2 separate regions of the Homo sapiens genome follow, and region 1 is linked to region 2. Evidence: chromatin loops called from intact Hi-C (ENCODE). Cell type or tissue: ovary. All regions are shown on one strand. Each heading gives the region's core, and the rest is flanking DNA. Links, peaks and the distances in the headings are about the cores only.

What was found. A loop is a pair of places that touch in the nucleus more often than their neighbours do. Peaks named below come from ENCODE experiments on the same cell type or tissue, not always from the same donor. Only the 100,000 strongest peaks of a DNase experiment are listed, where the experiment ranks them.
Region 1: a loop joins it to region 2, with 2.7 times the contacts of the local background. A loop is called at or near these places in 42 of 110 quality-filtered maps.

Annotation. Positions count from the first base shown.
Region 1 is chr14:50,614,907-50,623,006 of GRCh38, reverse strand. ATL1 (atlastin GTPase 1) reads right to left here. Exons shown (of 14, transcript NM_015915.5): 9 at 2,281-2,408; 10 at 1,108-1,164. Among named protein-coding and RNA genes, the nearest start is that of SAV1, 49 kb to the left of the region's middle. In ovary, for the core only: a CTCF peak has its summit at 3,257; no DNase peak of the experiment used is centred there.
Region 2 is chr14:50,770,509-50,787,660 of GRCh38, reverse strand. It overlaps NIN (ninein), which reads left to right. Exons shown (of 31, transcript NM_020921.4): 6 at 8,857-8,896; 7 at 10,522-10,712; 8 at 14,566-14,712; 9 at 15,193-15,360; 10 at 16,193-16,329; 11 at 16,669-16,809; 12 at 17,099-17,152. Among named protein-coding and RNA genes, the nearest start is that of NIN, 52 kb to the left of the region's middle. In ovary, for the core only: a CTCF peak has its summit at 9,575 (motif pointing right); a DNase peak (open chromatin) is centred at 9,590.

The DNA.
Region 1 (8,100 bases), core at 2,034-4,533, 160 kb after region 2:
AAGTTTCAAAAATGCATAAACAGATTTTTACTCAATACACAATACTTCTAAAATGAATTTTCATTTGGAAGAGTTTTCCTCTCAAAAAATATTTTTTAGCCTGCCATTAAATGCTGGGAAGAAAAAAATCATAAACCCAAACTCATGGGGAATAATACATAGTACATTTTATAAATACTAAAATACACACATATATCTAAGGACTGCTGCTGACAGAAGAGTGTATCACTGATAACAAAAAGGAACTATTAAGAACTTACATTTTAAAAATATATAAGGGAACTAGTTTCTCCCTTTTTAAAATTTATTTATTTATTTATTTTTTATTCTTATTTTTTTTTGAGACTGAGTCTTGCTCTGTTGCCCAGGCTGGAGTGCAGTGGCGCGATCTCGGCTCACTGCAACCTCCATCTCCTGGGTTCAAGCAATTCTCCTGCCTCAGCCTCCCAAGTAGCTGGGACTACAGGCTTGCGCCACCACGCCCAGCTAATTTTTGTATTTTTAGTAGAGACAGGGTTTCACCATGCTGGCTAGGCTGGTCTCGATCTCTTGACCTCGTGGTCTGCCCGCCTCGGCCTCCCAAAGTGCTGGGATTACAGGCATGAGCCACCACGCCCGGCCAAAATTTATTGACTTATTTTTTAGATATGAGGTCTCACTATGTTGCCCAGGCTGGACTCAAACTCCTGGGCTCAAGTGATCCTCCTGCCTCAGCCTCCTGAGTAGCTGGTCCTACAGGCACATGCCACCGTGCCTGGCTCATTTTAAAAAAATGTTTGTGGAGACTAGTTTTTTAAAACTTGCACCTGCTTTTCTACTGTGTGTTACATGTGTGAATCTAAATCATAATAGAAGACTGTTCTAAACAAATTTAGTGCAAAGAGAATGAAAACCCTTTGGTATAAAGTGTTTGTGTCTCAACACAAGTGAGGCTGCAATATGTTTATGTGAAACATGTTTAGATGAACACATAAATAGGTAAAGTTATTAGGCAAATAATCTTCCAATAAATTATTCTGTCTAATATTGTTATTTGGTTATTTCTGACAGCCAGAAATCTTAGCCTTAGTCACGTGTCTTAAAACATGCCTCCTCATTAATAAATACCTGTAACATGGATTTGGGATGTGGTAATTCTTCACCTTGATAGATCTTTATATAAGCCTAAAAAAAAAGAAAAAGATTCATGTTCAAGCAATTCCATTCAATATTTCCTCTAATTCTATGAAATTGCATTCTAAGTTCTTGACATTTCAAAAAATATTTTCAGGAACTTATAACTATTTTATCTTTCTCATACTTAAATTCCCTTTTTTCTTAGTTCATGTTGTTTCCCTTTCCTGAAATGCCTTTTTCAAACATCTCTGTCTGCCAATCTGGCCCTTCTTAAAGGCTCAACTCAATGCCACTCCCTTTAAAATGTTCTTAGACCCCTCTGCCGGGAGTAACGCCCTTTTCAGTTACCCGCAGGAATCTGTACCCTGCTGATGTCATAAGCTTTATGGAACAGACCCTTGTGAAGGTCCTGAATCTCCTACCAAATTGTAAGCACCTCCACAGTGTTACACGCAGTAAAAATTCATATTTTAGATTAATAACATGGCATTTATTGCTGACAATCATGAAGGTAAACAGATCACACAGAACCTATATGATAGCATATTAAATGACAAAACATGAATTTTAAAAATTGATATTTTAGTCCTTGGAGCATCAGTCCACAATTGGGTTGGTAACTGAAATTCTCCAGGATATATACGGGTTGGTAAAAAGTATTCAGTGCTGGTAAAAAGTATTCAGTGCTATCTAAGGAAGGTAAACAGGTAAATGCAAATTTAAAATAATTCCACTTCATATTGGCTCTTGGTGCAGAGAGTAAGAAATGGGGAAGTATTTTCTTCAGTAGGAAGGTATCCCCTTGGGGAAAATCTTCAGAATTATGAAGGTAAAATTCAGAATAGACCATGGACCCTGGGAAACACCCCATCCCCCCAAAAGACTTTTCCAACTCTTACATTCATATTTCAAAATACAGCTCCCTCAAGATAAAAGGGGACAATAATGTTACCTATATGTAGTTTCCTCAAAAGAATAATTTCAGAAAGTAAGCTTTCTGAAAGGTTTTGAAAAAGCTTTTTAGAAAGGATTTTTAAAATCCTTTTTATAGATTCCTCGTACCTTTGCTCCCATATTATCGGGTCTATAATTTTTGTTTATAGGAATTACGATCCAATATATGTCAAATCTATCCCACGAATGCTCTAGAAATGAGAGTGATACCTTGAAGTACTCCACCAGACCCCGGCAGGTGATTTTATTCCCATTGATCTCTTTAATATCTAGGCTCTCGGGACTAAGTAGCCAAGGAATCAGTATTTTCAAGTTTTTGATGAATTCATCATCTATTTCTACAAGTAAAAGCAAATCCATTATTATTTTTGGAATCCTTCCCAGTCCTCCATGCCACAGAATAAAACATCCTTTGATCTCCCCCATTTCCTCCCCAGTGATAATGCCATCACTCACTTCCCCATCATTTAAGCGACTCCTGAAACCTGCTCTTCTCACAGTGAATGATTCTCCTTGCCCAAATTTCCACTCCCGTTTCATATGTATCTTGTCTTCCACCTATAAGTTAGCTTTCTTGATATTATAAGTTAGCTTGCTTGATTTTACATGTATGCTTTGTATGTAGCCCATTCATATAACCAGTTCAAGTTTTGTTTTTGCTTTTTTGTTTGTTTGTTTTGAAATGAAGTCTTGCTCTGTCGCCCAGGCTGGAGTGCAGTGGTGCAATCTCAGCTCACTGCAACCTCTGCCTCCTGGGTTCAAGCAATTCTCCTGCCTCAGCCTCCTGAGTAGCTGGGACTACAGGCACACACCACTATGCCCAGCTAATTTTTGTATTTTTAGTAGAGGAGGGGTTTCACCATGTTGGCCAGGATGGTCTTGATCTCTTGACCTCATGATCCTCCCGCCTCGGCCTCCCAAGGTGCTGGGATTACAGGCATGAGCCACCGTGCCCAGCCATAACCAGTTCATGTTTTAAGTCTTGTTTGTGGTTTTATATATATAGGCTCATAAATGGGGAAGAGACCAGATTTTTACTGGCTTATTATAATGCATTCCCTCCAGAAAATGTATCCAAAAATTGCTCCGTGCATAGCGTGCCCACCTTCTAAGAACTGTACAAAACTGGGTAAGCTGTGGTAACTGGACTGCAGAGTTCAAAAAGATAGTGACAATGATGCTACCTCTAGTGGTGGAACTCAGCAACACAAAATAAAATAGCAAGAAAAGGCCACTTAAGCAGATGAGAGGTAGTATGAGTATGTAGTTGTCATGTTTGATATAATTGATTACACATAACCCAAGCTGTAGCAGTAGGTTAAAGCTTAACATTACAGACTTAGCAAAGTAATATAGAAAACAGATCACGAGAGAAGTCTTCTGAACACAGGGACAATTTCTTAAATTGTTATTTCAAATATATGGAAAAATTGGGGCCGGGTGCAGTGGCTCCCACCTGTAATCCCGGCACTTTGGGAGGCCGAGGCAGGTGGATCATTTGAGGTCAGGAGTCTGAGACCAGCCTGGCCAACGTGGTGAAATCCTGTCTGTATTAAGATATAAAAATTAGCTGTACACGGCTGGGTGCAGTGGCTTACGCCTGTAATCCCAGCACTTTGGGAGGCTGAGGCGGGTGGATCATGAGGTCAGGAGATCGACACCATCCTGGCTAACACGGTGAAACCCCACCTCTACTAAAAATAAAAATAAAAAAAATTAGCCAGGCGTGGGTGGCATATGCCTGTAGTCCCAGCTACTCTGGAGGCTGAGGCAGGGGAATCGCTTGAACCCGGGAGGCAGAGGTTGCAGTGAGCTGAGATCACGCCACTGCACTCCAGCTTGGGCGACAGAGGGAGACTCCGTCTCAAAATAAAAAAAATTAGCTGTACATTGTGGCACATGCCTGTAGTCCCAGCTACTCGGAAGGCTGAGGCAGGAGAATCGCTTGAACCTAGGAAGCGGAGGTTGCAGTGAGCCAAGATTGTGCCACTGCACTCCAGCCTGTGCGACAGAGCAAGACCCTGTCTCAAAGAAAGAAAAAAAAATATATATATATATACACACACACACACACACATACATTATATATATATGGAAAAATACACATACTATGTAAAAAAGCAAGATCTGTCCAGTGACTTGCTTGATTTCTAAGTAAATTCAGTAACTGCCTGTAATTTTTAAAAATCTAAATTTTAGCAGAGTTAGAGTTTTCAGGCTTTGGGGTTGGTGATTTTGAAGGCCTTAAAGATTCAAAACTTAAGACTGTGTTTGCATTTTCCCCTTTATTATAGCCCCAGTTATAACATTGGGGCTACATTGAAATACTATTTTATGTTAGAATTTGTTTTCTTTACTTCTTTTATAACACACACAAGCATGATGCTGGATATCTTTCCAAGTTATTTTGTTTCATGTTTTGTGCCACTTTGAAATTCTAGTGACCGTGATTTACAGGTACTTGCAGTGGAGTTTATTCACTTATTTTGCTGTTTGCATTGTACCAATTTTCACTGATAATTTTGCTTTGTACTATATATAGATTTATTATTGTGGTTTGCTTTTTAGTTACTAGTATTCACTGGACTACAATACTGATATTTGTATTTATGTTACCACGTTCCTGTTTTGTGTTTTATTGCCTGCCATGTATCTGTATTCACTGACACTAATAGGTTTCTTTTTTGCTATATGATTTTACGTTTTTTCATCTTTAGTAGAATATTACTATACACCTAGAATGTATGAATTCTTCAGTTTCTGAATAAAACAAAGTTTTCTTCTTATAAAACCACTTTAAAATCACTTTCAGAACTTGTATATAAATTTCTGCCCCCAAACATTCCTTATACAATTGGAATGGAATAAGATACGACTGTGTGTTAATGCACCAGCAAGTGTGGTAATTAATTATCATTAAAGTAACCAGCATCTAACCATACATTTGGATTAAAAATGTGTCTGAAGATGGCAGTAGCCCTCTTTGTTCTCATTGGAACCAATGCTAGGTATTCCAATTTTGGATTCAGAAAATAAGAACAATATATTCATAACATACGTAGGTGGTGAGCTCTTGCTAATGTTAGTTGAACACAGTAAAGACATGAACCAGAAAATCTGCAAACCAGTTCAAATCGATTTGCCGAGGGGCATTAATAAGCTTTGGCCTTGCAAGTGGTCAATTAATATATATGAATAGCTGATTCAGAATTATGTTCAGTAATTTTCTTCAGTAATTTTTTCCACAAGGGCAAAATCTTCCAAGGACTTTAGGGGCTTGGTCAAAGTGGTGGTTACCTGACACAATAATTGAGAATACGATGTATGCTTTATAAGAACTCCACAGGGCAGATGCACTAGTATAGTATTGCTGTATAAATTAACAAAGGAAGATATTTTCTCAGGATTTCCTGATTCTGATAAGTGATTGGAAACACGCATTTGACTATGCATTCTCAAGTCTAACTGCAGCTGCTAAGGAAGCAGCTCCACATCTTATAATGTGGCTACCTGCTCATTCTACATATGGTACTATAACGCAGAGCAACCTCAAAAGAAAAAAAAGGATAACTCCTTGTTATTTAAAAAATTGTATCTGCTGTGCTAGGGTAGGTATTCAGTAAGCACCCAATAAAAGCTGGTTGAATGAAGCATAAATGAATGTGATTCAGTACCTTTAATCTTTTTCATTTCCTTTTGGGAAGTTCTTAAATTAACAGTAGTTAAATTTAATCATATTATTATCAGTTTTTAATAACACTAGAAATAGGTAAGACAATAATAATTGCAATACTTTGAGGGACCATGAACAAATAGTTATTATAACAATGGTTACTATTGATAATGAGCTAGAAAGTTATTTCTGTGTGTGAAAGAGTATATGAGAAACTATTATCAAAGAACAACTTTTGCATAATTGTTTATTCGGAGACTTTTCTTCACTAGAGGCAACCAGTGAGATGCCAGCCCTCTGGAGAACATCACAGTCAGCTGACAAGACATCCTGGATAGAAATCACACCAAATTGTAAGATTCAGCGTGGGACAGAAAAATAATGTAGATAGCAGACTTTCAAAACTGCCCAAAGAAACACGGAGGCAAAGTACGATATTTCTGCACAAAAGAGGGCTTTAGCAGCAGTCTTGTAAGATATAAAAGTCTCATTAAAATGGAACTTTTATGGAAATTGAAGCTGCCTTTCACTACTCTTTTTCCTAGGCAAGGCACTTTGGTAAACTCATAACTTATAGTTAACTGTAAACCAATTGTGTAGGTCAATATATGCATAGAAGTGAATACAATTTGATGGAGAACAAATGTCTTAAAAAGTGAGATTCTGGCCAAGTATGGTGGCTCATGCCTGTAATTTATCACTTGAGGCCAGGAGTTCAAGACCAGCCTGGGCAGCATAGTGAAACCCCCATCTCTGCAAAATAAATAAATAAATAAATAAATAAATAAATAAATAAATAAATAAATAACCGGGCATGGTGGCACACTCCTGTAGTCCTATTTGGGAGGCTGAAGCAGGAGGATTGTGTGAGCTCAATAGTTCAAGGCTGCAGTGAGCTATGTTCACACCGCTGCACTCCAGCCTGATAGACAGAGCAAGACCCCATCTCTAAAAAAATAATAATTGCCTGGGTGCAGTGGCTCACACCTGTAATCCCAGCACTTTGGGAGGTCAAGATAGGAGGATTGATTGAACCCAGAAGTTTGAGACCAGCCCTGGAAACATAGCAAGACCTCATCTCTTCAAAGAATTTTAAAAATAAATTAGCTGCACATGGTGGTGCGTGCCTTTAGTCCTAGCTACTTGGGAGGCTAAGGCAAAAGGATGGCTGGAGCCCAGGAGTTCAAGGTTGCAGTGAGCTAGGATCGCACCACTGCACTCCAGCCTGGGCCACAGAGTGAGACCCTGTATCTAAAAATAAAAAATAAAAATAATAAGTAGGATTCTGCATTTGCATGATTTGTCTTAAACTCTCTCCGTGAGCTCTTTCATTGCAAAATGTATCAGTTAATCTAAGAGCTGTAGCTGTATACTGCAGTAATGGAACAAGCCACCATCATTTTTAGTTCCAATAAAGGGCTGTTGTTGAAGGCGCACCCCTCCTCTGCCTGTTTATGTCTCCCAACTCCAGAGAAGAAAGAGAAGCTTTCTCTTTATGTAAGAAGGCTTTCTTTATGTAATTTATTCAAAACACATTAAAGCCATTAGGTAATTGCACAATACTGAGATCTCTGCATCCACTAGTGGGTTGGAATTCATAAGTGTGACAGTGAAATTATAGGAGCCTGTCATCCATATGTACCATATGCTTACTGCTATCTAGTCTGTGGTATGAAAGTAAGATAAAATGTATATAACCACCATGCTGATTAATGATTGAGAAATTTGGTATTGTATTTATGGTACTAACTGCCAAAGTTAAATGTAAGGTATCTGAGAGTAAATGTCATGGGTGCAGGGACAAAAATAATTCATTTGCTTTTCAAATCTGCCAGTTTTGTAAAACTGGATACAAGTTATATTGTCCTTTCTTTAAAGTAATTTTAAATCCCTCTGACAACAATTGTGCTGAAAAGCTTGTAATGCCACTGTCTCACTCCTGGCACGATGCACAAAGGCCACAGTAAATTAAACAAATGTCTGAATTCAGTGGCATATTCAACACTACGCTTTCAAGTTAAAAAGTCATGTCTTTGAACAATGTCGTACTAACTACAAAGCGTATGTCTACAGACCTGGTGGATATCTTTTGGGAAAGATTAACTTCCATTTCCTCAGACTCCTACCTCCCCTCCTGCTCTTGTTTGTTTGTTTAACAAGTCAAGCTGCTTTGGAATCATGTAACAATCAGTCCTCTATTAAAGACATAATTACATCCTATAAGTATACACTATTTGAAAAACACTCTAGTGCTTTTCTTTTAAGACACTGGTCCTCTTCTTCTTCCACACAAGATTTCATTTTTAGTGAAGTTTTTAATAATTTATAATTAAATTCTTTAGGAGCAGTTTTAAAGA
Region 2 (17,152 bases), core at 8,033-10,532:
CATCTTGGGTGATATTGAAAAGAAAGTGGTGATTTTTCTTTTTTTATGGGATCATTTTCGCTCAAGTCAATTCAGTTGGCCATTTCTATTCTGAATTAATCCAGACTAACAAAGGGCACCTTCTTGATTCCAACCTAAGGTGTGATTAATGAGAAGATTTTGGTTGTCACTGTTTTTGCTTTACTTTGTTAAGAAACAAGTGAGAGTAAGAAGAGTACATTTTTTCCCTTGAATATTAATAGCTACTGAACTGACCTTGAATTTTATGCTCATGTTTCTTCTGAGGGCAGGTGGCAGGGAAAACAAAACTAAACTAAACTAATTCTCAATTCTGTTCTCGATTACTCAGGCCTGGTAGAAAAGGTTGTGCAATTAATACAATTGGGGCAGGACCACTTTGCTTTCTGCCCTGGTTGAAAACAGGGTACACCTTGTTAACTGTTTTCCTCCACAGGGAATAAATCGGGTCTAGTAAGATTCTTATCAACAGCAAGGGGTGTTATACAGTCATTTTTCCAACTGTAGACAATAGTAGTGTAAGCCAAAACCATTGGCTTGCACAGTGTGGTTTAAGTGAGGACCTGAGAGAAAAGTTAAAGCTGATTACTGCACTACAAGCAAATCCAGTCTTTGTGTTGGGACTATGAGGGTAGGAGGATGGGGAGGTGGTTGTTAAAAAGCTTAAAAAAAGACAAACTGATTTTACTACCCTACATAAAATGAAACTTCTTCAAGAAGTGTGAAACTGACTTATCTTTTCCCTTATGTTCATTTTCATGTATGCATAACTTTGCAGTTTATGAATTATTCATTTACATCGTACAGAGTCAATATTTAATTCTGGAGTAAACTTAATAACCAAGAGAAGTTCTGCTAAGATCTTTTGTAGCTGAAATGCACCTATTTTCCTGTTACTCCCTTGTTAAATTTTCTGTTCCAGTCTTTGACAAAGCAAACAGTTTTATTGCTGATGCCATTTATTCTACCAAAGGCTATGATGTCTTCAGGATGGACTTTTTTTTTTTTAATGGAATTCCATTCTTTTCCTTCATTGTCTTAAGTCTTATCAGATCATCCGGCTATTCCCAGAGATGAAACATTCATTAAAGATGCAATTGTAGATCACTTGAAAGTGATAGAAAGAAGCTCCTTCAAAGCTTATAAAATGTCTCTTTTTCTGACACATACTTTTAGGCTTTAGTGTCCTGGTGAGCCTTCCTGACTTGATCCCAGCGGGAATTGTCTTGGAGACCAGACCCCACCCCCACCTCCTTCCAGATCAACAATTTCTAATATTTATCTTCTAACTAGAAACTAAAACAGACAAGAAGTCAAGAATTAATGTTCATGATGACAGTAACATTTTCTGTCCTACATATCATTAAATATTTTCCAACAGAAAAGTAGTATTCGTTACTTAGCAGCTCTGAGGAGCAGGAAAGGTATTTTTTAAAATCTCTTTCCTTTAAGGACTTTAAAATCCAGTGAACCAAAACTAGTCCCCAGCCTTGGTAGGAGAAGAGGCTTAAGGCCCAAACTCTTAAATTCAGCATTTCCTTGGACCAGCAGTACCAAAGGCTTTTTTAGCCTTCAGTGTAGCAGGTCTCATCTAAATGTGTGTGCGTTTAAAAATCGTGTTAATTCCTGTCATCCCCCGCATGCACTTGTAGCACTTAATTGCCTTTAAAGATAAAGGCACTGATTTGCATTCTGGTCGTGACAACCCTGGCCTTAGGAGCTTGTCCGGGAGTTCAGAATGGAGAGACTGGGAGCTGGGCTGTCAGGCTCTCCATTGCCTTTGCCTTCAAAGGTGGCATAGTGGAAAATGAACCACAGTCCCAGGAAGTGTGTCCCTGCAGAAACAATAGCCAGCCCTGCCGGGCGCACTCAGCTTCCACTACCCAGCTCAGAGCACAGGCTTTATAAATACTTAGGACTGTTAGTGAAATACGCCATAGATGCTGTATTTTTTAAAAGTCTTAAAGTTTCTTTCATGAGCACTCTCCTTAAACTGATTTCTGGTGTTTTCAGAGACTTCCTGTGCTTAGCTACATGTGCTGCTCTTCTAAATGCACACTACAGCTCAGTTTGTTTGGGGAGCTATGTTACTCTAGTACATTTCCTTCCTCTTCTCTCTGGGTTTACAGGGCTTTTTCCTTTCCAAAAAACAAAAACAAAAACAAAAAACCACAACTCTACTCCAGGCTCTGAGGCTGCTGAGATCAGCTCAGCAACCTCTGCTGGGTAAGAATGCCCCGGTGTCTGCCCCCATAATGGTTTTAATTAGCCGTACATTCTGCGGGGCGCAAAGGTCTGCGCTGGAGCAGATGGCTGGTGGGGGTGGCGGCTGGGCTATTGTGGGCAGGGGCCACACCAGGACCACAGGCTGCAGATGCTGGCCCGGCGTTGGGGCTGGAAGCTGGAGATCCAGGAGGCTCTGGCCATCTGCTCTGCAGTCCAGCAAAGCAGGTGTCCCTCCAAAGAAAGCATTCCAGAAATCGGTGCCGCCTGTGCAGCCGCTGTGTGCAGGGCACCCTTGTCCAGCTGTAGGACAACTCAAGAGCTGGCTACAATGGCCAGCATGACATTGAGATGCACGGCCCACAGAGTGGGTTTGGGGGGACTCCTTTTGTCTGCCTGAGGGGTTGGGGACTGTCTTGTGAGCAGCCATTTTGGGGCCGGACAACCTCTGACCTTCTCCCCTCTGCCTACTCTCAATGGGGCTGTTGGCCAGTACACTGGCATAGTAATGAGGAAGGACAAGGCAGCCTCTGCGAGCCGTGGCTGCCTAGGGGACACTGTCTGCAGGGAGGGGCCCCAGGGGAAGCCCTGATCCTAAGTTGAATTGGAAGTTCACTGCTTCATCACAATCATCATGCTCATAGCTGTAGTTCTGGGGATTTCCTTAGCTTTATTAAGGTATAATTACAAAAGTTATGTACGTTTACAGTGTACAACATGATGTTTTGATATATGGATACATTGTGAAATAACTAAATCAAGCCAATTAACATATCAAGGCTGTAGATTTTAAAGAGAGTCTCTTCTGGGTTTGTTCTTTAAAGCTGGCACTAGTCTGTCTGCTGTTTTTTCTGCCCTTGTTCTAGTTTTACACATCCAAGTAGTAAGAATAGTCATTGTAATATTTATTAACAAATGCTTGGCACTTAATGGGCACTGTTGTAAGTGCTTTCCAAATGTGAAGCACACCATCAGAGGTACGTGTTGTTATTCATGTACTCATGAGGAAACTGAGGCACACAGAGGGTAAGTAACTTGGCCAAGGTCACACCACGAGTAAGTAGTAGAGCGGAAATTGAACTCGAGTATGGTTCTGCAGTCTAAACCCCTAACCACATCATTTTTCTGACTGAAATAATAACAATAGCTAAGGTTTCCTAAGTGCCAAGCATATGACTCCATGTCCCTTTGGGTGCACTGGAGTGTCCTCCTCACGTTGTAAGGTACTGAGGGGTCACAGAAAGTGGCAGAGCCAAACAACCCAGACAGTGTTCTACAGTTATCTGTCTACAACTGTGCCTCCAGAGTAGGGAGAATCTGAAGTCCCACAGGATGAGTTTTATGTTTATTAATATCCATTCTTTCTCCAATGAGAGGTTACGTATATTTCAAGGGAAGAAATAAATCTTATCTCATGAATTCAGTCTTGTGAACACATCTCAGCCATTGTTCCTCGCTTTCCCCCCTACTTTTCCAAAGATTTTTGTGATAATCGTCCTTCTAGTGCTCATGGCAGATCTGTGTCTACAGGCCACCTGCCAGGCTTCCACTGTGCTGGGTAAGTCATCAGCAATTAAAGGACCCTTTTCCAGAATGATGCCTCCCTTTACTGGTGGCGTTCCAGTAACTGAATGATTTAATCCCCCTAGCCTTCTAACCTGCCTTCCCCTCCTTCTCTCCCTGCTTTTTAATTGGAACTACTGGCTCCAGGCAGTGAGAATGAAAATAAATGAGCTGTGAATGAATTGAATCTTCCCCCACCCACCCCCCTGAAATAGCAATTTAATAACAAATGCTCAGCCACCCTGTGCTTTTCTCCCTCTTATTAAGGGAACAGAACCTTGGTGGAGACTAGGTAGAAGGAAGCACAGAATACCTCCTATCTGTGTGGTAAGCCCCATCTCTAACTGAGGTGGTCTTGGAATGAAAATGTAGCCATTAGCATAAGCCTGCTTCTCCTTTTAACAGGGTGGTCCTGGCTGGATCTGTGTTTCTTACAAAGGGTCCTAGGGGGAATTCTTGGGATACTGCTACTCCCAGAAGACTTTAAAACATGTTTAAACTGGCTGGGTGCAGTGGCTAACACTTGTAATCCCAACACTTTGGGAGGCCGAGGTGGGTGGATCACTTGAGCCCAGGAATTTGAGACCAGCCTGGGCAACATGGCAAAACCCCATCTCTACAAAAAAAAAAAAATACAAAAATGAGCCGGGCGTGGTAGCAGGCATCTGTAGGTGGGTCAGCGGGGAGGGCCGGAGGATCACCTGAGCGTGGGAGGTTGAGGCTGCAGAACAGAGTGAGACTCCGTCTTAAAAGTAGAAACAAACAAAAACCATGTTTAAACTATCCTTCTCCCCTAACCCCCACCCCCACTTGCCTTAAGATTTTGTGTGAAATCATCGAAGATGAGGATGCTGCCTGGGCTTTCGAAGGCTGTGCCGTATCTGACGACGCTTTTGGGTTGGACTGTCTCAAGAATGTCTGTTTGAGATGGTCTCAGTCCACAAGGCAGATCTCAGTCGAGTGTCTCTGATCTTGCCACTTTAGGAGGCATTGGCATCCAACATTCACCAGCCTGAGCAGCACCTGGGCTTCCCACCAAACCGCCTCATCTGTCATAATATGGGGGAGATGCTGCAGAGCAATATTTACCAAAAGGAGGGAGCTTCCCTTTATCCCACCCCCAAGTCACAGGAAATAAATTTAGTGAGAATTTAGTGGGCAAATAAATAGTGAGAGTTGTACCTATTTCTGTTGCATAAACAACATTTATAACAGTAAAATAATAAAAGAAAATTGTTTCCCATAGTCCTTCAACCAATATGCATCTGTTTTTATTATCTCTATTTCCTTCCAGCCTTTGTCTAATTGTATAAATATTTTTGCTGGTGGTAATCATAGGATAGATAGCATTTTTGTAATGGTCTTTCATTTAACATTTCATAAGATGTTTTTCCACGTTCCTACATGGTTTTTTAATTATACTTTTAATGACTGCATTATAATGTATCATTATACTTTATGCTCGATTGTTGAATATTTAAATTGTTTTCAATACTTTCTTGTTGCAAAAAGTGCTATCATGTACATATTTACACATATGGCTTTTCTTCCTCCTTGATTTTATTGTCTTTGAATACCAAGTGAAATTATTGGATCAAAAAGTATGAACATTTTTATTGCTTTTGATACATAAAGCCATTTACATTACTAAAAGTAATAATCATTTACAGTGCTACCCATAACATATAAACGGGCCTATTTTAAATCATAACCTTGATGGTAGTAGAAGTTATATCTTAAATACTTTGCTAATTTAATAGGAACAAAATGACTTCTTGGTTTTAATCCTTCTTTGATTGCTGTTGAGATGAACCTTCCCCCATGTTTTTTTGTTTTTGGTTTTTTTTTTTTAATTATGTTGCTTCTTATGTGAATTGTCTGTGTTTCTTCCTTCTCTGCTGGGAAGACTTGGCATTTTTCTTACAAATGTATATCCATAACAGATACCTCCCCAGGTCTACCCAATTGAATGCTTTAAGTTTAAATATGGAAATTAAAATAAATTCCACATGTATCATGTAAACATATGTCCAATAAAAATAACAAAATTGTGTAGAGCTTACTATGTGCCAGGCACAATTCTAAGCACTTTACCATAACTCCATGAAATATGCACTACCTTGTTCCCATTTTATAGGCAGAGAACCTGAGGCAGAAGTCGTCAGAAGCTTGCCTAAGGCCAACCTGGTAGGGAAGCCATGATTCAGCACCAGGCACTCTGCCTCCTAAGTCTATGCAGTGGCCTCCATACTCGATCCTTTATTAGTTAGGAGTAAGAATCCAGGGAAGAAGGCAGCAGGGAAGTACTGTCCCAGAGAGTGAATCAGACATAGGCACCCAGTCTCATAGACTCATAAGATGTTGGAAACAGTATATTGGAGCATCTTGCTTCTTTGAATTCTGTGCTCACTATTTTCAAATGAACTGAGAAGTAAATGAGCCAGTGCTTTAGTAATGACGAGGATTTTTTGAAGGTGTGTGTGTTGCATTTTTACAGCTGTATATTCCAACTGGGACTCTCTTTATGGTTTGGGGCCAGTGATAACATATTCTCCTGCCATTTCTCCCATTCATTTCTGCTGTTAGAAATCATCCCCTGCTTGAGATTTGGTAGGTTTCTACCAATGGTTCTGAGACCATAAAACCCTATTTTATTTGTCATAGGTGGAATTAGTGGATTTAGTTCTGGGGTGTTTCCAACTGGTATGCTAAATAATGAATTTTCATAATTTTGGATGCCGAAGTAGTATGAGCATTTAAATTGTCTGCTCTGTTGAACAGGAAAATAAATGTGGAGGGACAGACAGGCAGGATGGTTTTGTTGATTTAAAATTTCTTATGTGAAAACAATTCTGACCAGAAATGAGAATGTAAGAAAATTTATGAAGGACTGTTGACTTTACCACTTGCTCCCCATCCCCACCATGCCTCAGACATCCACTAGATTGGAGAGACGTCTTTATGTAGAAATGTAGGCTGAGTGAGCTGATGAAATTGTTATCACAAGCAAAAATCACACGTCCTAATTCACTTTTCATTGATGCCATGTTTATTAGTGACTTTCCATTGTAATCTGCATGAATTGTAGTGAACTTAAACATTTTGAGTTATGGCCTTTTGGTGTCTTCCATTTGTCAGCAACAACCCATCTCAGCATTGTCAGCTTGGTATGGCCAAATTAAATGAACTCTCTGAATTGATACTATCTTAAATATCTAACATGGACCTGTGAAACTGTGGTAGGTGGTTGGCCCTCATTTAAGAGGTGAGAACTACCACTAGTGAGTGTGGAGAATAAAGTAGATGAGCGTAGGTTGCCTGAAAGAAGAACTTCAACTCGTATTAACTTGAATGAACTACTGAAAAACAACATTTCATCTAAAAATTTTACGTGCCATACCATCTGTCATGAGGAATCCAAGTTCTAGAGACAGGTATTAATTAGGCTGACTTTCCTGTCGAGTTTATTTTCGGATTCTAAGCAATCAACTAGTCTTGTACAGGTCAGCTACCCAGAAAACGTGCTGGTTATTTGTTATCAAAGGCAGCTTCATTCATAAAGCTGGATCACTGCTATGACAGCAGCCCCGTTTGGAAAGGGCGATTCACCTTTTCTAACAGGGTTTTCTTTGATGGTTGTAGTAACCCCCCATAACAGTGATTAGTTTTAGGCAGTTTGCTGGAGAGGCTAAAGCCATTTGCTGGAAGCCACAGCCACTGTGGACCTACTTGTTGCAACTGGTCAAAAGACGACCTGTACTATCCCCGGGCAGTGGAGCAAGGGCTGGATTTCGGTCCTGACCTGTGCTCTTAGCGGGGCACTTTTATGCAGTACACAAATTACAACTGTATGCTGTGACTTTGGAGAAGAGGCAGGAGTAATGAAGCCTGATAAGGTGGCAAAATGGTCCAATTCAGATAAATTGAACTGCCTTTAATGTAATTTACTGGTAATGTACATTTTATACTTTCTCTAGCCTACTTATTTTAAGTTGCATCTCTCTCCTCACTATGCCACAGATACACTAGGCTCATTCTTGCCTCCTTGCTTCAGCAGATAACAACTGCCCCCCTTCTTTTCTTTTCTTTTTTTTTTTTTGAGACGGAGTCTCGCTCTGTTGCCCAGGCTGGAGTGCAGTGGCGCGATCTCGGCTTACTGCAAGCTCCGCCTCCCGGGTTCACGCCATTCTCCTGCCTCAGCCTCCCGAGTAGCTGGGACTACAGGCACCCGCCACCTCGCCTGGCTAATTTTTTGTATTTTTGGTAGAGATGGGGTTTCATTGTGTTGGCCAGGATGGTCTCGATCTCCTGACCTCGTGATCCGCCCACCTCGGCCTCCCAAAGTGCTGGGATTACAGGCGCAAGCCACTGTGCCCAGCCTGCCCCCTTCTTTTCATTTGGCTCTCTGCAGTTTATCCTTCAGGTCTCAGTTTAGACATTGCTTCTTCCCGATCTAACAAGTCTAAAGTATCCCATCTGCATAGCAACATAGCATCCTGAACTTCCTTGTCATAGCACTTAAAATACTACCCTGTTGTATTTCCTGTTTTCTTGTCTGCATGTCTTCATTAGCATATAAACTTCTTGGGGCAGGAAATATGTTTGTCCTGTTCATGGTTGTTCATGGTTGTATTACCAAGACCTAGCACAGTACCTAGCACAAAGAGAAGCACTCAGTACACATTTATTGAAGAATAAATTCATAAATGCATGTGTACAGATACTTGTTGGTTGATGGATACTGGATATTTGCTTTGGCTGGGTTTAATTGGTTGTGATAGGTTTTGCTGTTGAATAAGTGACCTAGCAAATGAGGACAAATCCTTGGTGAAATGCTGCAGAAGGCTGTGTGGTGTTTCTTAGGAGTCTCGTCCTGATTGGCTGGTTAACTGAAGAGAACTCATCTAGATGGATACACTAGAGAGTCCTGAAATTATGTGACTCACTTAGATGATGATTTCAGAGCCAGAGAGTGATCTGCTCTAGGAAAAGCTAGGATAGTTCTTTCTGAATAAGTTCTAAAGCACACTAATCTTCTCTTGCCTTCTCTAGCACTGGAAGACGCAACGCAGTGAGGAGTATGAAGCGGAAGGTAAGAGCCGAGTGTGTCAGGACGTGCCTGGAAGGGAAGGGCCGCCGGGTGCTCTCCACACCCGGTCTTTCTGATCTCTTATGCTGCAGGCCAGGGGAATTAACATTAAGAACAACAGCAACAAAAAATTTATTCCCAATTGATAGCTTTTAGTTTTAAAATCCTAGCATTTAGTATCATGCAAGAGATGGTAACTAAGATATATAATTTTACTTACGGGCTAATTTCTCTCTTATACAGACTTTCAGATTAATTTTCTAACAGTCTTAAATAGTGACCTATTAAAGTGCATCCCTTGGCCAGGTACAGTGGCTCACGCCTGTAATCCCAGCACTTTGGGAGGCCAAGGCAGGAGGATTACTGGAACGCAGTAGTTCATGACCAGCCTGGGCAACATGGCATACCCCGTCTCTACTAAAAATAGCCAGGTGTGGTAGCACATGCCTGTCGTCCCAGCTACTCAGAAGGCTGAGGTGGGAGAATCCATTAAGCCCGAGAGTTGGAGGCTGTAGTGAGCCGTGATTGTGCCACTGCACTCCTGCTTGGATAACAGAAGAGACTCTGTCTCAAAAAATAAAAATAACAATATAAATTAATTAATTAATTTAAAAATGCATCCCTTGACAAGTTTCAAATGTATTTAAGAAGCATCAGAACACGTTGATCCTCTGGCCACCAGATGGCACTGTGGTTCAGCTAACAGAACCTCAGCCCACTTCACAGCCCTCTGTGGATTAACTGTACTTAAGTGTAATTACAACCTGTTCTCTAGGTTGAAACGCCACAGCAGTAATGGGCTTAATTCCTGTCACTAAAGAGTGGGAGTAGCACTAAATACTGCTTTCAACCCTCTGAGGTTCTTCCAAGCACACAAAATTGTGCCAGTAATTATCTCATGTTTAAGTAATGACTTTACAGAATCTCTAATGTGTAAAGCAAAATTTAGAAGTGAGGGCTTTTAATAGAGAATAAATAAGAAGTTTTGATTTTTAAATAAGTAGTTTGATCCTTAAGTCTTCAAATGAAATTTAATGTATAGATAACTGGGAACTTATAGCTTGCAACCATTGATTTTTTTTTTTTAATTTCAGTTGGACTGTTGGTTTCTGTATGTCAGAATATTCATATGTAAGGATTTGGGAACAGGCTAATGTTGAGACTTTTATCATGAAATTATTTTCTTTTCAGTAAAAGATGCTGTAGTACTTAGGCTGGAAAGAAAGTGGAGGTAATACATTCTGGTAGCTATAGTTGAGATAGAGCTTACAGAGTTCTCGATAATGGCCCTCAACCAGCCTTCTTTCTCTATGATCACTATAGCCTAAGCTTGTGATGTGCTCAGCTGAAATAAAACAAGCCTAGAACTTTGCAGTATTGCACAGGAGATTATATTTATTACACCGGTATGACTGTCAGGGAGCCAAAAAGTACCCATTTACTCTAGTTGCAGCCTTAGAACCATTGATTCTGTTTCATGGGAGCTTCAGGACCAAATCAAAATGGAATTGACATTTATTGCCTTTTTCTTACAGTATTTATTTTCAAAAAGCACAGTTTTCTTTAAGAATAGGCACTCTCTCTTTGCAATTCCTTTGGAAACCGTGCAACATATGCTTCTCTCTCAGGCCAGTTAAGGTTTTGGAACCCAGATGACTTGAATGCTTCACAGAGTGGATCTTCCCCTCCCCAAGACTGGATAGAAGAGAAACTGCAAGAAGTTTGTGAAGATTTGGGGATCACCCGTGATGGTCACCTGAACCGGAAGAAGCTGGTCTCCATCTGTGAGCAGTATGGTTTACAGAATGTGGATGGAGAGGTAAGCCTCGCAGTATAATTCAGGAATGATAATGATGGTAAAAGTGTAGTTGACCACATGCTAGGAACAGCTGTAGTGTGGCTCTCTGCAGCTTGTTAGGCTCCATTTTCTTTTTTCCTAAGAAGTCATTCATGAAGATTCTGTCACTGAGGAGCTCTTGTTGTGTTGTGAAAAAGAAAAACTGACAAGAGCTGACACTTACCCAGCTATTGTAAGCTCACTGTGCTAGGCAGGTTACCCCATGTGAAACTGTCAGGCACTAGCTCTCTGTAGCCATGATGTCAGATGTATTTGTAGAGGTGCCATTCACAGAGTAAATTGTGGGAAACATGTGGAGGCAGAATTAAGCAAGGATTTCAGTAGATTTGAGTTGGGGGAGTATTTTGAAGACCAGAAGGATAAATTTAAGTTTTTGGAAAGAACATCTCAATATCATCTCTGAGTTCTTAAGCAGATTGAGCAATATATAGAAAAATCTTGCTTGCTGACGAGGAGCTAAACTGCTTTTACATATTAGCATGAAGAGAGCCTTGGGTGAGAGCAGCCAGCAGCCATTACAATATTCTGGTCATGAGAAAATGGTAAAGGGTAGTTTGGTTGTTTTGAAAATACTAAGAAGAGTTTTGAAGGAGCCCCCAAAAGACTCTTCTTTGGTAAAACTCTGAGCTTTATGTTTTCTAAAAAATTAAGGGAGGAACTGGTAGGACTGGGTGCATGAATAGCTGTGAAACATAAGAATAGAAATAATTCTAAGATGTGCCTTTCAACGAGCTGAAAATAAGGATTGGAGAGAGTTAGGGTAGGGCTACAGTTGTCGCTTTGGGAATCTTTGATTATAATGATATTTGAAACCATGCTTTCTGCTTGCTCGGGGGATAAGTGGTATTATTTTTCTAAACAGATAATAGAAATATTTGTTTAGTGGTATTTTTCTAAACAAATAATAGCTTTTGATTTATTTTCAAAAGCTTTCAAGTAGCCTAGCTTACAGAAAATTTTTTTTGTTGTTTTCCCCTTCTTTCCTGTATTTTTGACCATTATATACCCTTTGTTTACCTTTGTAATGGCTCAGTGGTAATTTATTTTTCATTGGTGACTATTAAGTCATAAAATTAAATTTATTCTCCTGAATTGTAAATCAGTGCAATATGTAGAACCTTGGGTTGTTTTTGCCAAAAAATATTGCACAAACTTGGATTATTTATCTAAAACCAATTCTTGGAATAAACTGTAGCTACTTGTGGAGAGCTGCATGTTCTTCTGTGGTGGTTTCCAAAGCTCAGGAAAAGAAGTAGCACATTTAGTTATTTTCCTCTGGCCTGAGGACAAGTAGAGGATTGCTCATAGAATATAACTTTTACTTAGTGTTTTTCCTGCTAAAGAAAAATAGTGAAATTCTATAGTACTTAGTATTACTAGCTCTAAACCACAGAGGAGCTGGAAGTTCAAGATGATCTCATTTACTTGGAATCCTAAAATTTTACAACTGAACGCCATTTTAGATTTAGTCACCTCTCATTTTATAGGTAGAGAGAGTGAAATCGTGGCTGTTCCCTGCTTTCATGAAGGGGAACTAGAGTCACTGTCTTATGCCTGTAACTAGCACACTCCTTTCCGAAAGCAAGAACAATGACAGGGCAGAGATGCAAACCAGCATGCCCGATGCCGAATCTGGCCCCAAGCCTATTTTACTTGTCATGCCCAGTGTTTTTAAAATTGAACTTTTTGCTACATTGAAAAAAAAAATCAGGAGATTTTTCTAAAACTCCAAAGATTTGGCTCCATTTTATGGGCAGTAAGATGCAGCCAGCCCCTTTGGAGAGGACATGCACTCCTGTGTTCAGTTTCCCAGCACTCGCTACTTTCTGATGTCTTAAACCCATCTTGCCTCATTCGTTGACATCATCTTCCGGGCCTCTTTGAGTGTTTGGGTTTGTGATTATTTTCCAACTTACACTTCAGCAAACCAGCTATCCAAAGACCTGGTCCATGTAAGAATAAGAATGTCCTCACAGTTCCAGAGACAGCTCCTGCTCAAAGTGTAGAGCGTGCCCCAGTTGGCCATTTAACCGGCATTGTTTTCTGCCTAGCCCCGGCCCCGTCTTCTGAATCCACACTCTTCTATTCATCACTTGCCCACTCCACCATCTAAAATAACTGGAAGGACTTTCCAGGTGCGAGGTCTTTAGGCAGTCTGGAAGCTGTGCACTGATTTGGCTAATGTCACAAGGTCAAGCAGTGTGGATCTAATGTTAGAGCCAAACTTTTAACCTTGTTAACTTCAGTCAACACACCTGGACTTGACAGTAATTTCTGGTACAAAGGTCCTGAAAGCCTTGTCCTCCAGGAAAATATTATTTTGGTTGATAAGAACAGGATAGAAAAGTTAAGGGATCTTGGCAACCTCAGAATCTTGCCCCAAATATCTTTCCATTGATTTGATCCTCTTTTAGGAATTGTTGCTTCTTGCAAACGTTTCCACTCTTTAGAATGGTTTTCTTGTTTCAGAGTTCCCTCCAGAGGAAGTCGTATGAAAGCAAGAATGGAAACTAATGTTTCCTGTTGGGTATGAATTGGGGAAAAAAAAGCATTTGAGATGAGAGAATTGCCTCAAGCCCTTACATGAAGAATGAAATCAACAATAGTGAGATCGTATAAATCCTAGCAGTAGTCCAGATTTACAAAAGGAATATTAGAAGCTTGAGAATGTGTTGCAGAGAATTTAGGCCTGTGTTAGAATGAGTCCAGTTGTAGGCTCAAATGCAACAAGAGCAATTTGTTGCTTATTCTGTCTCCTTACTGCTCAGTGGCATGGGCCTTAACTGGGAGCTTGTTAGAAATGCCGAAATCTGAATCCCCACACCACCAGACTTACCATATTAGAGTCTTCATTTTAACAAGCTCTCCAAGAGATTTCCATTTTGTACATTGGAGGCATGTTCCTATAGAAACATTTTAACCCCAGAATAAAGAGGAATCTGACTGCTAGTGGGAGGGCTTTGCCTTTCCTCCTCGTTCTGTGGCTTCAATGATCCACGTTGCTCTATTCACCTTCCCATTCCTCTGTGGAGCTAGGGAACCAGCCATTCCCAGGCAAGCCTCTAGATGGGGCTGTAGCCCAATCTCCCCTTCCCTATTACAGGATAGGGGCTATTTGATTACCATCAGAGGGTGCGGACTAGCCAGTCAAAACTCCCTTGCCTTTACATGTCTTGGAACCCTTCTATTGCACACACATAAAGTCTTTGTTTTTCCTGTGCTAAAACATTAAAGCAAAAAGCCAACACACTCAGTATTGTTACAAGTAAGGTTCTAAACCCCAAGTTATGGATTTCAGATTCCAAATCTTAATTGTAATCAGATCATTGTAATCTGTCCCAGACCAAATTCTGCTGTGCTAGCCTACCAATTTCAAAAATTCAACATAAAGAAAATATCACTGAGGGTCACCACAGTATAAAAGTGTAACAGATGTCCAACCACTTTCTACTGTTATGACACTGGGAAGCTTGTATCTTTATATTATTTAGGTATTTTTTAAAATTTGTAAGAATAATGTGTAACAACATTAAAGACTGCCTATTGTAGGAGTGTGAGTAAAAGAGAATATAGTTAATTGCTAAATTGCATAAGATTATGAAGATGTTGGAAATTGACTTTTATTTAGTTTGTGGGAAGGAGGAGGGCATATCATTACTGGAAAGGGAAACCAGTAAAGTGAGAATAAAGGGGCATAATTATATTTCTGGAGTCCTGGGACCAACCATGGTACTGATTACTACTGGCCGGAAGTATACTTTGGGCCTTGTATACTTGAATGGAGTATTTAAAATATGTGATGACTCTTTTCTAGATGCTCGAGGAAGTATTCCATAATCTTGATCCTGACGGTACAATGAGTGTAGAAGATTTTTTCTATGGTTTGTTTAAAAATGGAAAATCTCTTACACCATCAGCATCTACTCCATATAGACAACTAAAAAGGCACCTTTCCATGCAGGTAAAAAATAAGCAGAAGTGCTTTCTTTGTGAATAAAAGTTAGAACCCATTTAAGTAATGTCTAATAAATTAATCTGTTGTCTGAAGCAAAATACTAAGGAAAGAGAGGGAAGCAAAAGAAGAATTAGAAAGACTTAACCATTAGGAAGGAAAGGTTGGGTTTGAGAAATGACCGTAAATTACAGTGGAAAGACCACTAATTATGCCTTGTCATGTCAGCTCTGGGTCAGAAGAAACCTGGTGTTAATTAGGGACATATCTCGTCTATGTCATAGAACTCTCTACCAAAACAGTTGGTTTTGATAAGCTCCGTAGGCTTGACTCAGTTGGGAACAGAGATCAGAGAGGCTGCATGACTTTTTTCCTGGCACTGTATATTAGAGAAACATGCCTTCTACCCATCGTGGTCAGGGCTGACCAATATCTTGTTGAAATGCCTGGAATCAAGCTAGGCTTACTCAAGTCTCTTCCTCCTTCCAGTCTTTCGATGAGAGTGGACGACGTACCACAACCTCATCAGCAATGACAAGTACCATTGGCTTTCGGGTCTTCTCCTGCCTGGATGATGGGATGGGCCATGCATCTGTGGAGAGAATACTGGACACCTGGCAGGAAGAGGGCATTGAGAACAGCCAGGAGATCCTGAAGGTGTGGCAGCTAAAATTGAGAAAAATGACAAACTGGAGAAGGGTTGAAAATTTTCAATTTTATTTTTTGGAAACTGTGATTTGATTTTCTTTCTTCTTAATGGTACTTCTGTTCACAAAGTCTCAAAGATAAAAGGTAACTTTTTTTTTAGCCCTTTTAACCAGGAGCCTTTTGTTAAGTACTTTCCGTGTTTTTAACCCCCAGATTATTGACATGAGAAATACTCTTACAATTGTGTTTATTTACAGGGCCAGATAGTGTTGTTGTTGTTGTTGTTGTGTTTTTTTTTTGTTTTTTGTTGTTTGTTTTTTTTTTGAGACGGAGTCTCGTTTTATCACCTGGACTGGAGTATAACGGTGTGATCTCGGCTCACTGCAACCTCCGCCTCCTGGGGTTCAAGAGATTCTCCTGCCTCTGCCTCCCAAGTAGCTGGGACTACAGGCGCACACCACCATGCCCGGCTATTTTTGTATTTTTAGTAGAGACAGGGTTTCACCGTGTTGGCCAGGATGGTCTTGAGCTCCTGACCTCAAATGATCCGCATGCCTCGGCCTCCCAAAGTGCTGGGATTACGGGCGTGAGCCACTGCACCTGGCCAAGATAATTTTTTTTTTTTCTTTTTAACACAAATAACCATGTTATGCTTTCCTTAGAGAAAACTTAACTGTGTTCTAGACTGATGGCTGTTCCTAAGCAATCACCAAAGCAATGGAATTGTCTAATTGCTAGATCATTGTCAGCTCTCAGAGTTTGTATAGCCTTCACATTTTCTGCTTTCAGAGGATGGAATGAGTGATTTGTTTTTGAATTTACGCCTTGCTCTGATTTCTAGGCCTTGGATTTCAGCCTCGATGGAAACATCAATTTGACAGAATTAACACTGGCCCTTGAAAATGAACTTTTGGTTACCAAGAACAGCATTCACCAGGCGGCTCTGGCCAGCTTTAAGGCTGAAATCCGGCATTTGTTGTGAGTTGAGCAGAAGGTTCGCCTGCCCCATTCCCTTTCCTACTTGTCCAGCAAGTCATTCGGATGCCTTGGATGGACATCCTTCTATTCTGTATGCAAATGTTGCTCATCTTCTATCCAACTGCTGCACACATCTTCCTTAAAGTATAGGAAAATTAAGGAGAACTTAGATTGACATGTAGGCTTTTGAAGGGAAGGGTGGAGTGCCTTTTTGCTTTGGGAGGGTTTTGGTTGTCTTGGTTTTGCTTCTGTATTGATGCAAGCCAGATGAGAGCTTTTCTGGGTCTACTTGTTGCTTAGAAACAGTTTCCCATTAACTCAGTGTACTTCTGATCCTAGGGAACGAGTTGATCAGGTGGTCAGAGAAAAAGAGAAGCTACGGTCAGATCTGGACAAGGCCGAGAAGCTCAAGTCTTTAATGGCCTCGGAGGTGGATGATCACCATGCGGCCATAGAGCGGCGGAATGAGTACAACCTCAGGTGAGGCCAGCAGAGTGAGGCTCCTCCTCACCCACCACCCTGGCCCAGGGCAGTGGCGCCTGCAGCTGCAGGGGCAGAACAGTGCACTGGGGACTCTTCTGGTCAGCCTGTTGGCCACACCTTGCTGGAGTGACTCAGATGTGGTCAAGCCCTAAGGGAAAGCAGGGTACACTAGATATTTTATCCAGGTGCTTTTCATCTCTGTGCCTCTGTGTTTCCATTTTTGGTAGATTGATACTGGGACCTCTGAAAGACGTGATGGCAGCTTGTCCATTTTTCTTCGTTACAGGAAACTGGATGAAGAGTACAAGGAGCGAATAGCAGCCTTAAAAAATGAACTCCG